Linked DNA regions of Mus musculus: region 1 is linked to region 2. Evidence: chromatin loops called from intact Hi-C (ENCODE). Cell type or tissue: left cerebral cortex. All regions are shown on one strand. Links, peaks and the distances in the headings refer to the core of each region. The heading gives the core; the rest is flanking DNA. Region 1 has its middle 29 kb from the start of Olfr536. Region 2 overlaps Olfr46 (olfactory receptor 46).

Region 1 (5,387 bases), core at 180-5,179, 72 kb before region 2:
TTCTTTAAGGTATGTAGTCCTTTGGGTTTATGCTTAAAAGTGATATACCTGAAGTACTATATCAGTTTCCATCTTTAATGATCCACCATACTGATTTCCACAGTAGCTGTAACAGTTTACACTCCCACTAGTACTGAATAAGTATTCTCCTTTCCCTACATATTTGCTAGCATTGCCTGTCTTTTTTTCCCCTTGTTCATTCTGACTGGAGTAACATTTATTCTCCAAAAAAAGTTTTAAATTGCATTTCTCTGATGACTTAGCATGTTGAACATTTTTTATTACTTTTATTTTTTTATAGTCCAGCCATTGCCCACCTCCCAGTCTGCTCTCCCACAGTTCTTCATCTCATTCTTCCTACCCCCTTTCTCCAAGAGGATGTCCACACCCTGCTAGGCCTCCCCACTCCTTGAGGCCTCAAATCTCTCAAGGGTTAGGTGTGTCTTCTCCCACTGATGCCAGACCAGGCAGCCTTCTGCTGTCTATGTGTCTATCGGTCAACCTCAAGGGACCCGACTTCAGTCCAGTGGTTGGGTATAAGTATCTGTGTCTGTCTCAGTCAGCTGCTTGTTGGACCTCTCAGAGGACAGCCATGCTATTATTTGTGTTACATCTTTTGAAAATTCTCTGTTTAGTTCCGGTCCCCAGGTCAGTTGGGTTGTTTATTTTCTTGTTTAAAGCTCTTAATTATTTGTATATTCTATATATTAACACTCTGTCAAATGTCTAAATGATAAAGACTTTGCCATTCTGTAGGATAGCTCTTAACTCAAATGATGGTACTCTTTGCTGTACAGAAGCATTTCAGGTACAAGTGAGCCTGTTTGTCAATTATTAATCTCAATGCCTACAGAACCATGGTTCTGTTCAGAAAGACCTTTCCAGTGACAAGTTTTCTCCTTTATCATTTTCATATTGTTGGGTCTTAGGTTGAGGTCTTGATCCACTTGAAGTCTAGTTTTATAAAGGTTAATGCTAAGTATTTAGTGTAATTCTTTTGTTGGTTTGTTTTTTAATTAATTTACTTTTTTATTTTCTTTATATCCAAATTGTTGCCTCCCTCCCAGTCTCCTCTCAGAGAGTTCCTTCCCCCTAGCTCCTCCCCTTCTCCTCTGTGAGAGTGGAGGCCCACCTTGAGATTCCCCCTACCCTAGCACATAAAGTCTCTGCAGGACTAGGTGCATGCTCTCCCACTGAGACCAGACAAGGCATCCCAGTTAGGGGAGCATATTCCACAGACAAGTAACAGCTTTAGGGACAGCCCCACTTCAATTGTTGGGAGAACCCACATGAAGACCAAGCTGCACATCTGCTACATATGTGCGAGGGGCCTAGGTCCAGCCTGTGTATGCTCTTTGGTTGGTGCCTCAGTCTCTGAGAGCCCCCAAATGTCAGGTCAGTTGACTCTGTTGAGCTTCCTGTAGAGTTCCCATCCCCTTCAGGGCCTTCAATCTTTCTTCCAACTCTTCCATAAGAATCCCCCAGCCTCTGTCCAGTGTTTGGGTGTGAGTATCTACATCTGTTTTAGTCATCTTCTGGATAGAGCCTCTTGGAGGACAGTTATGCTAGGCTCCTGTCTGTAAGAATAACAGAGTGCTCGCAAACCTAACCCAGAAACACATCAAAAACATGATCCAGCATGATCAAGTAGGCTTCATCCCAGACATTCAGGGATGGTTTAATATATGAATATCATCAACATAATTCTACATATAAACAAATTGAAAGAAAAAACACACATGATCATCTCATTAGATGTTGAAAAGGCCTTTTGACAAAAATTCTAACACCTATTTAGGTTACAAGACTTAGAGAGAACAGGGATACAAGGCACATACCTATACATAATAAAAGCAGTATACAGCAAGCCAGTGGCCAACATTAAATTAAATGGAGAGAAACTTAAAACAATTCCACTAAAATCAGGAACAAGGCAAGTCTGCCCACTCTCTCCCCATCTACTCAATACAATGCTTGAAGTACTAGCTAAGAGCAACTAAAACAACTAAAAGAGATCAAGAAGGATACAAATTGGAAAGGAAGAAGTCAAAGAGAACTCATACAGCTGATAAACTCCTTCAGTAAAGTGGCTGGATACAAAATTAACTCAAAAAAAAATTAGTAGCCTTCCATTATATAAAGGATAAACAGACCAAGAAATATATTAGGGAAATCTTTCTTTCTTTCTTACTTTCTTCCTATCTTTCTTTCTTTCTTTCTTTCTTTCTTTCTTTCTTTCTTTCTTTCTCTCTCTCTCTCTCTCTCTCTCTCTTTCTTTCTTTCTCTCTTTCTTTCTTTCTACTAAACACTCCCCCCAGTCCCACCTCACAGAGACCCTCCTGCCAGTTTTTACAATAGCCACAAGTAGTATAAAATAGCCTCATGTAACTCTAACAAGGCAAGTGATTGTATAATTCTTCGATGTGTAATCAACAGGTTTGACCATGATCATTAGTCAAAAAGATTTTTTTCTTTTCTCTAGTGTGTACTTTTTTACTCCTTTGTAGTAAGTTATGTATCAATAAGTATATAGAGATAAGTCTGGCTCCTCAGTCACATGATGTATTACATTTCTCTGTCATTTCTTTTTAGAGGTGTCATTTATAAGTCTGTTATTTCTCATCTTGTTATATGGGCTATTGGTAACAAAAATCAATCAAAAGTAAAAATGTTTAATGGATTTCAATTACTTTTTAATATTTTTCTTTACCTCAGCCTGAGGTGATCTTAATCAGTACTCTCCTGGGAAGGTGCTGAGTATCACTCATAGACTATCAGTACTATAGTCCAAAATCCAGGTTTGCTTGGATTAGCTAGACAGATTCAAAATATGCCAGGACAATATAAGAAATTTACATCTGAATTCTTTTTGCTGTAGATCTACTTGAACTATCAAACTGTATATTGGTGCTCTCTAGTGCAATAGAACATATGGTCAGAGCCAACACTGCCCTTACGGTTGAAGACAGCAAATACTTCATTTGAATAACTCCACTTTGAATGGAGGTAGAAATAATGTTTAAAATTCAACATGTATGATCAGGATAAGGGGAAAATAGGTTGTGAGGCACATTACAGAAACGATACAGGAGATAAAATGTGACCAAAGAATATGCAGTGTCAGGAGATGGGTGTAGGACAAAGTGTGAAAGTGCTGAGCACCACTGGATTCAGTAAGTGGAGCACACTACACTGGCTGAGATGCCATGGATTTGCTCAGTCATGAAGGAAAATATCCTTTCATCTTGGGCACTGAAAGAGCTGCAAAGCAAAGACTGTTTCCAGAAAATTGGCACTGCAAATAATTGCCACAAAAATGTTTACATATGGGGTAGAGTATGTTTACATAGGGACTCAGGAAACCCTTAGAAAAAGTGAATGGGTGATGTCAGATGAGACTTCTGAATCAAGCAATAGAATGTGGTTTGCGGAAGGACTGTAGAGAGACAGAGAATTTGTACTAGCGTCCAAAAGCTAATGATCTAAAAAGTGCACACTCCATACTTCTTAATTGATAAAGGAGAAAACTGGAAATGTTGAAAAGGAAAAGAAGCCAGAAATTATGAAAAACTTAAAGAAATTGGAAATACGTTACAATCATGAGAAAGCCATACTTGCAAGCTTAGAGGGTAAGTTGGATGAGAGGGGTAAGAGGATGTGGAAGAATATATTTGTCATATAGAACAGGAAGCTACTGAGGATCTTTCATGGGCATAGGGTAAAGGTAAAAGATGGCTCAGAAGACCGAGCTCAGCTCTATAAAATCAACATCTCAGAGCACTGGGGAGGTGGTGACAAGTTTCTGTGCATGCCAGTGAAAGCACACAGGAACATCTGTAGACTGTAGCAATTATTTCACTTCTGGGTGTGTTGACTTTGATATCACTGTGGTTTGTTGAGACAGAAAAGAAACAGAAATACAATCTCTCTTTAGGCTGGGGTTTTTGAGAAATGCTCTCTGGGGTAAGTGGGTTGAGTTGAGTCAGGATAGTTTCATCCACAGGAGAAGTCACATATCACAGTAAGTTGAAACAGAAGATACAAGTCTCCTTAGCCAAAGACACAATAATTATCAAGTCTTAGTGGGTAGAAGAGAAATACTTTTCCAAATATTACAGAAAAAAGTGACTTAGCGTCAATGGGTCAAGTATGAAGGACAGTGCAAGAGTCATCTCAGTGTGTTGTTCCTTCAAAGTTGCCATTGCATGGAGAATACCAGCTGTGGGAGGAAGGGCTACTGTTTCCAGCACTGTCAGGAGAGCACAGTGCTTTCAGGTGATGTAGAAGAAAAGCACAGGCAGGTACTGAGCTAGGAATACTAAACTCATTTCACATGTACAAAAGGATGGGAGAGGAACAGATATTTTTGTTGATCCAAACCTACAGGGAGAGATTCCTAGTTGAAAATTCAACTGTAAACAAAATACCAACAGGTATGGTAAGAAAATAGGGGATGAGAGGCTTCGCAGATGCAAATTCATTTACTCTTTTCCCTTCTGACAGCAGAAAATTGTGAGATGATCACGTTTCAAAATAAGACTTTAGTATAATAAAATATAATATTTTCTCAGAAGCCAATCCACACCTCTATGAACTGGATACTCCACACAACAATGGTCAGTCCCAACCAGACAGTAGTGACAGAGTTTGTGCTGCAAGGGTTCTCAGAGCACCCGAGTCTAAGACTGTTCCTGATAGGTTGTTTCCTGTCCCTGTACACAGTGGCTTTAATGGGCAACATGGTGATCATTGCTTTGATCACCTCCAGCACTGGGCTCCACAGTCCCATGTACTTTTTCCTATGCAACTTAGCGACCATGATATTATCTGTACCTCCTCTGTGCTGCCCAAGGCGCTGGTTGGTCTACTGTATGAAGAAAATACCATCTCCTTCAAAGGATGCATGGCCCAGCTCTTCTTTCTTCTGTGGTCTGGATCCTCTGAGCTGCTGCTGCTCACAGTTATGGCCTATGACCGCTATGTGGCCATCTGCTGTCCCCTCCACTACAGCTCTAGAATGAGCCCACAGCTGTGTGCAGCTCTGGTCGTGGCTGTATGGTCCATCTGTGCTGTGAATGCATCTGTACACACTGGTCTGATGACACAGCTGTCATTCTGTGGCCCCAAGGTCATCACCCACTTCTTCTGTGAGATTCCCCCACTCCTCCTGCTCTCCTGTAGTTCTACATATGTAAATAGCGTTATGACTCTTGTGGCAGATGCCTTTTATGGAGGCATCAATTTTTTACTTACCTTGCTATCCTATGGCTGCATCATTGCCAGCATCCTGCACATGCGTTCTGCTGAGGGCAAGAGGAAGGCCTTTTCTACCTGCTCATCCCACCTCATCGTGGTCTCTGTGTACTACTCATCTGTGTTCTGTGCCT
Region 2 (5,387 bases), core at 258-5,257:
GCTGCCTGTTGGTCCTCTCTAAAGCCATGCTAGTATGTGTGTTACATCTTTTGAAAATTCTCTGTTTAGTTCCAGTCCCCAGGTCAGGTGAGTTGTTTATTTTAAAGCTTTCAATTATTTGTATATTCAATATATTAACACTCTGTCAAATGTCTAAATGGTAAAGATTTTGCCATTCTGTAGGATAGCTCTTAACTCAAATGATGGTACTCTTTGCTGTACAGAAGCACTGCCGTTACAAATGAGCCTGTTTGTCAATTATTAATCTCAATGCCTACAGAACCATGATTTTGTTCAGAAAGACCTTTCCAGTGAGAATGAGTTTTCTCCTTTGTCGTTTTCATATTGTTGGGTCTTAGATTGAGGTCTTGATCCACTTGAAGTCTATTTTTATGAAGATTAATGATAAGTATTTAGTGTAATTCTTTTGTTGGTTTGTTTTTTAATTAATTAATTTATTTATTTACTTTATATCCCAATTGCTGCCTCCCCCCAGTCTCCCATCAGAGAGTTCCTCCCCTCTCGCTTCTCCCCTTCTCCTCTGTGAGAGTGGAGGCCCACCTTGAGTTTCCCCCTACCCTAGCACATAAAGTCTCTGCAGGACTAGGTGCATGCTCTCCCACTGAGACCAGACAAGGCAGCCCAGTTAGGGGAGCATATTCCACAGAAAAGTAACAGCTTTAGGGACAGCCCCACTTCAATTGTTGGGAGAACCCACATGAAGACCAAGCTGCACATCTGCTACATATGTGCGAGGGGCCTAGGTCCAGCCTGTGTATGCTCTTGGGTTGGTGCCTCAGTCTCTGAGAGCCCCCAAGTGTCAGGTTAGTTGACTCTTTTGAGCTTCCTACAGAGTTCCCATCCCCTTCAGGGCATTCAATCATTCCTCCAACTCTTCCATAAGAGTCCCACAACCTCTATCCAGTGTTTGGGTGTGAGTATCTACATCTGTTTTAGTCATTTTCTGGGTAGAGCCTCTTGGAGGACAGTTATGCTAGGCTCCTGTCTCTAAAAATAACAGAGTGCTCCAAACCCTAACTCAGAAACACATCAAAAACATGATCCAGCATGATCAAGTAGGCTTCATCCCAGAGATTCAGGGATGGTTTAATATATGAATATCATCAACATAATTCTACATATAAACAAATTGAAAGAAAAAACACACATGATCATCTCATTAGATGTTGAAAGGGCCTTTTGACAAAAATCTAAGACCCATTCATGTTATGAGACTTAGAGAGATCAGGGATACAAGGCACATACCTATACATAATAAAAGCTGTATACAGCAAGTCATTAGACAACGTTAAATTAAATGGAGAGAAACTTAAAACAATTCCAATAAAAATCAGGAACAAGGCAAGTCTGGCCACTCTCTCCCCATCTATTCAAATACAATACTTGAAGTACTAGCTAAGAGCAACTAAAACAACTAAAAGAGATCAAGAAGGATACAAATTGGAAAGGAAGTAGTCAACGAGAACTCCTACAGCTGATAAACTCCTTCAATAAAGTGGCTGGATACAAAATTAACTCAAAAAAAAATTAGCAGCCTTCCATTATATAAAAGATAAACAAACCAAGAAATGAATTAGGTAAATAGTTCATTCTTTCTTTCTTTCTTTCTTTCTTTTTTCTTTCTTTCTTTCTTTCTTTCTTTCTTTCTTTCTTTCTTTCTTTCGAACACTCCCCCTGGCCCCACCTCACAGAGACCCTCCTGCCAGTTTTTACAATAGCCACAAGTAATATAAACTATCTTCATGTACCTCTAACAAAGCAAGTGATCATATAATTCTTCTATGCGTAATCAACAGGTTTGACCATGATCATTAGTCAAAAACTTTTTGTTTTTCTTTTCTCTAGTGTGTACTTTGTTACCTCCTTTGTAGTAAGTTATGTGTCCATAAGTATACAGAGATAAGTCTGGCTCCTCAGTCACATGATGTATTATATTTCTCTGTCATTTTTTTAGAGGTGTCATTTATAAGTCTGTTATTTCTCATCTGGTTATATGTGTTATTGGTAACAAAAATCAATCAAAAGTAAAATATTTTAATGGATTTCAATTATTCTTTAATATTTTTCTTTACCTCAGCCTGAGGTGATCTTAATCAGTACTCTCCTGGGAAGGTGCTGATTATCACTCATAGACTATCAGTACTATCAGGAGTATAGTCCAAAATCCAGGTTTGCTTGAATTAGCTAGACAGATTCAAAATATGCCAGGACAATATAAGAAATTTACATCTGAATTCTTTTTTCTGTAGATCAACTTGAACTATCAAACTGTATATTGGTGCTCTCTAGTGCAATAGAACATATGGCCAGAGCCAAACTTCCCTTATGGTTGAAGACAGCAAATACTTCATTTGAATACCTCCAGTTTGAATGGAGGTAGAAATAATGTTTAAAATTCAACATGTATGATCAGGATTAGGAGAAAACAGGTTGTGAGGCACATTACAGAAACAACACAGGAGATAAAATGTGACCAAAGAAAATGCAGTGTTAGGAGATGGGTGTAGGACAAAGTGTGGAAGTGCTGAGCACCACTGGATTCAGTAAGTGGAGCACACTATACTGGCTAATATGCCATGGATGTGCTCAGTCATGAAGGAACATATCCTTTTATCTTGGGCACTGAAAGAGCTGCAAAGCAAAGACTATTTCCAGAAAATTGACACTGCAAATAATTGCCACAAAAATGTTTACATATGGGGTAGAGTATGTTTACATAGGGACTCAGGAAACCCTTAGAAAAAGCGAATGGTTGATGTCAGATGAGACTTCTGTATCAAGCAATAGAATTTGGTTTGCTGAAGGACTGGAGAAAGACAGGGAATTTGTACTAGTTCCCAAAAGCTAATGATCTAAAAGTGCACACTCTATACTTCTTGAGTGATAAAGGAGAAAACTGAAAATGTTGGAAAGGAAAAGAAGCCAGAAACTATGAAAAACTTAAAGAAATTGGGAATACGTTACAATCCTGGGAAAACCATACTTGTAAGCTTAGAGGGTAAGTTGGACGAGAAGGGTAAGAGGATGTGGAAGAATATATGTCATATAGAACAGGAAGCTACTGAGGATCTTTCATGGGCATAGGGTAAAGGTAAAAGATGGCTCAAAGGATCAAGCTGAGCTCTATAAAATAAACATCTCAAAGCACCGGGGAGGTGGTGACAAGTTTCTGTACATGCCAGTGAAAGCACACAGGAACATCTGTAGACTGTGGCAATTATTTCACTTCTGGGTGTGTTGACTTTGATATCACTGTGGTTTCTTGAGACAGAAAAGAAACAGAAATACAATCTCTCTTTAGGCTGGGGTTTTTGAGATATGCTCTCTGGGGTAAGCTGGTTGAGTTAAGTCAGGACAGTTTCATCCTCAGGAGAAGTCACATGTCACAGTAAGATGAAACAGGAGATACATGTCTCCATAGCCAAAGGCACAGTAATTATCAAGTTTCCGTGGGTAGAAGAGAAATACTTTTCTGAATATTAGAGAAAAAAAAGTGACTTAGAGTCAATAGGCCAGATATGAAGGACTGTGCAAGAGTCATCTCAGTGTGTTGTTCCTTCAAAGTTGCCATTGCATGGAGAATACCAGCTGTGGGAGGAAGGGCTACTGTTTCCAGCACTGTCAGAGAGCATAGTGCTTTCAGGTGATGTAGAAGAAAAGCACAGGCAGGTACTGAGCTAGGAATGCTAACTCATTTCACATGTACAAAAGGATGGGAGAGGAGCAGATATCTTTGTTGATCCAAACCTACAGGGAGAGATTCCTAGTTGAAAATTCGAGTGTAAACAAAATAACAACAGGTATGGTAAGAAAATAGGGGATGAGAGCCTTCGCAGATGTAAATACATTTACTCTTTCCATTTCTAACAACAGAAAATTGTGAGATCAACATGTTTCAAAATCAGACTTTAGCATAATAAAGTATATTTTCTCAGAAGCCAATCCATACCTCTATGAACTGGATACTCCACTCAACAATGGTCAGTCCCAACCAGACAGTAGTGACAGAGTTTGTGCTGCAAGGGTTCTCAGAGCACCCAAGTCTAAGACTGTTCCTGATGGGCTGTTTCCTGTCCCTGTACACAGTGGCTTTAATGGGCAACATGGTGATCATTGCTTTGATCACCTCAAGCACTGGGCTCCACAGTCCCATGTACTTTTTCCTGTGCAACTTAGCGACCATGGATATTATCTGCACCTCCTCTGTACTGCCCAAGGCGCTGGTTGGTCTACTGTCTGAGGAAAACACCATCTCCTTCAAAGGGTGCATGACTCAGCTCTTCTTTCTTGTGTGGTCTGGATCCTCTGAGCTGCTGCTGCTCACAGTCATGGCCTATGACCGCTATGTGGCCATCTGTTTGCCCCTGCATTACAGCTCTAGGATGAGTCCACAGCTCTGTGGGACCTTTGCCGTGGGTGTATGGTCCATCTGCGCACTAAATGCATCTATCAACACTGGTCTGATGACACGGCTGTCATTCTGTGGCCCCAAGGTCATCACCCACTTCTTCTGTGAGATTCCCCCACTCCTCCTGCTCTCCTGTAGTCCTACATATATAAATAGCGTTATGACTCTTGTGGCAGATGCCTTTTATGGAGGCATCAATTTTTTACTTACCTTGCTATCCTATGGCTGCATCATTGCCAGCATCCTGCGCATGCGTTCTGCTGAGGGCAAGAGGAAGGCCTTTTCTACCTGCTCATCCCACCTCATCGTGGTCTCTGTGTACTACTCATCTGTGTTCTGTGCCTATATCAGTCCTGGTTCCAGCTACAGCCCAGAAAGAAGCAAATTTACCTCGGTTTTGTACTCAGTCCTCAGCCCAACCCTCAACCCCCTCATCTATACACTGAGGAACAAGGATGTCAAGCTTGCCCTGAGAAGACTCTTCCCCTCTTTCTCAAATTAAGCAGAGATATGTAGGCTATTCTTCAGGCTTATATGGTTCCTAAAATGCTCTTCTAAGGGAAGCCTCATGGAGTCCGGGTGTCCCTATTGTTGCTTTAGAAAACCTCTGTCTGATGAGAAGACTGGACAATTCTCCTCACCATAACTTTTTTGAGTCAGTGTAAATAAAAACACCAGCTTCATCTCCTGACAAGAACAAATCATTTCAAAAGTAAAGTTTAATTAAATAGGGATTCCATGTTCCTAGGCTGAAAGATATTCAGTGGATGACATTGGTGATAGTCAAATAATAGCCTTTCATCCAATGCCACCCTATAAATACCACAGAGCCTTGGTTAATGAATCTAAATTTCATAAGTAAACCTGAGGGGCCAATGTGGCCTCAATATCTTGGAAAGAATAAAGAATAGAGTGACTCAGGCTTGTAATTTCACAGCTCCCAGCTGTGCTGTGGACA

What was found. Hi-C counts contacts between places; a loop is a spot of excess contacts. Peaks named below come from ENCODE experiments on the same cell type or tissue, not always from the same donor. Only the 100,000 strongest peaks of a DNase experiment are listed, where the experiment ranks them.
Region 1: a loop joins it to region 2, with 5 times the contacts of the local background. A loop is called at or near these places in 6 of 42 quality-filtered maps.

The regions. Positions count from the first base shown.
Region 1 is chr7:140,533,906-140,539,292 of GRCm38, forward strand. It overlaps the pseudogene Olfr537-ps1. Among named protein-coding and RNA genes, the nearest start is that of Olfr536, 29 kb to the left of the region's middle. In left cerebral cortex, for the core only: no CTCF peak of the experiment used is centred there; a DNase peak (open chromatin) is centred at 3,244.
Region 2 is chr7:140,606,194-140,611,580 of GRCm38, forward strand. It overlaps Olfr46 (olfactory receptor 46), which reads left to right. Exons shown (of 3, transcript NM_146934.2): 3 at 3,895-4,931. The coding sequence starts at 3,975. The coding sequence ends at 4,931. Among named protein-coding and RNA genes, the nearest start is that of Olfr46, 7.5 kb to the left of the region's middle. In left cerebral cortex, for the core only: no CTCF peak of the experiment used is centred there; no DNase peak of the experiment used is centred there.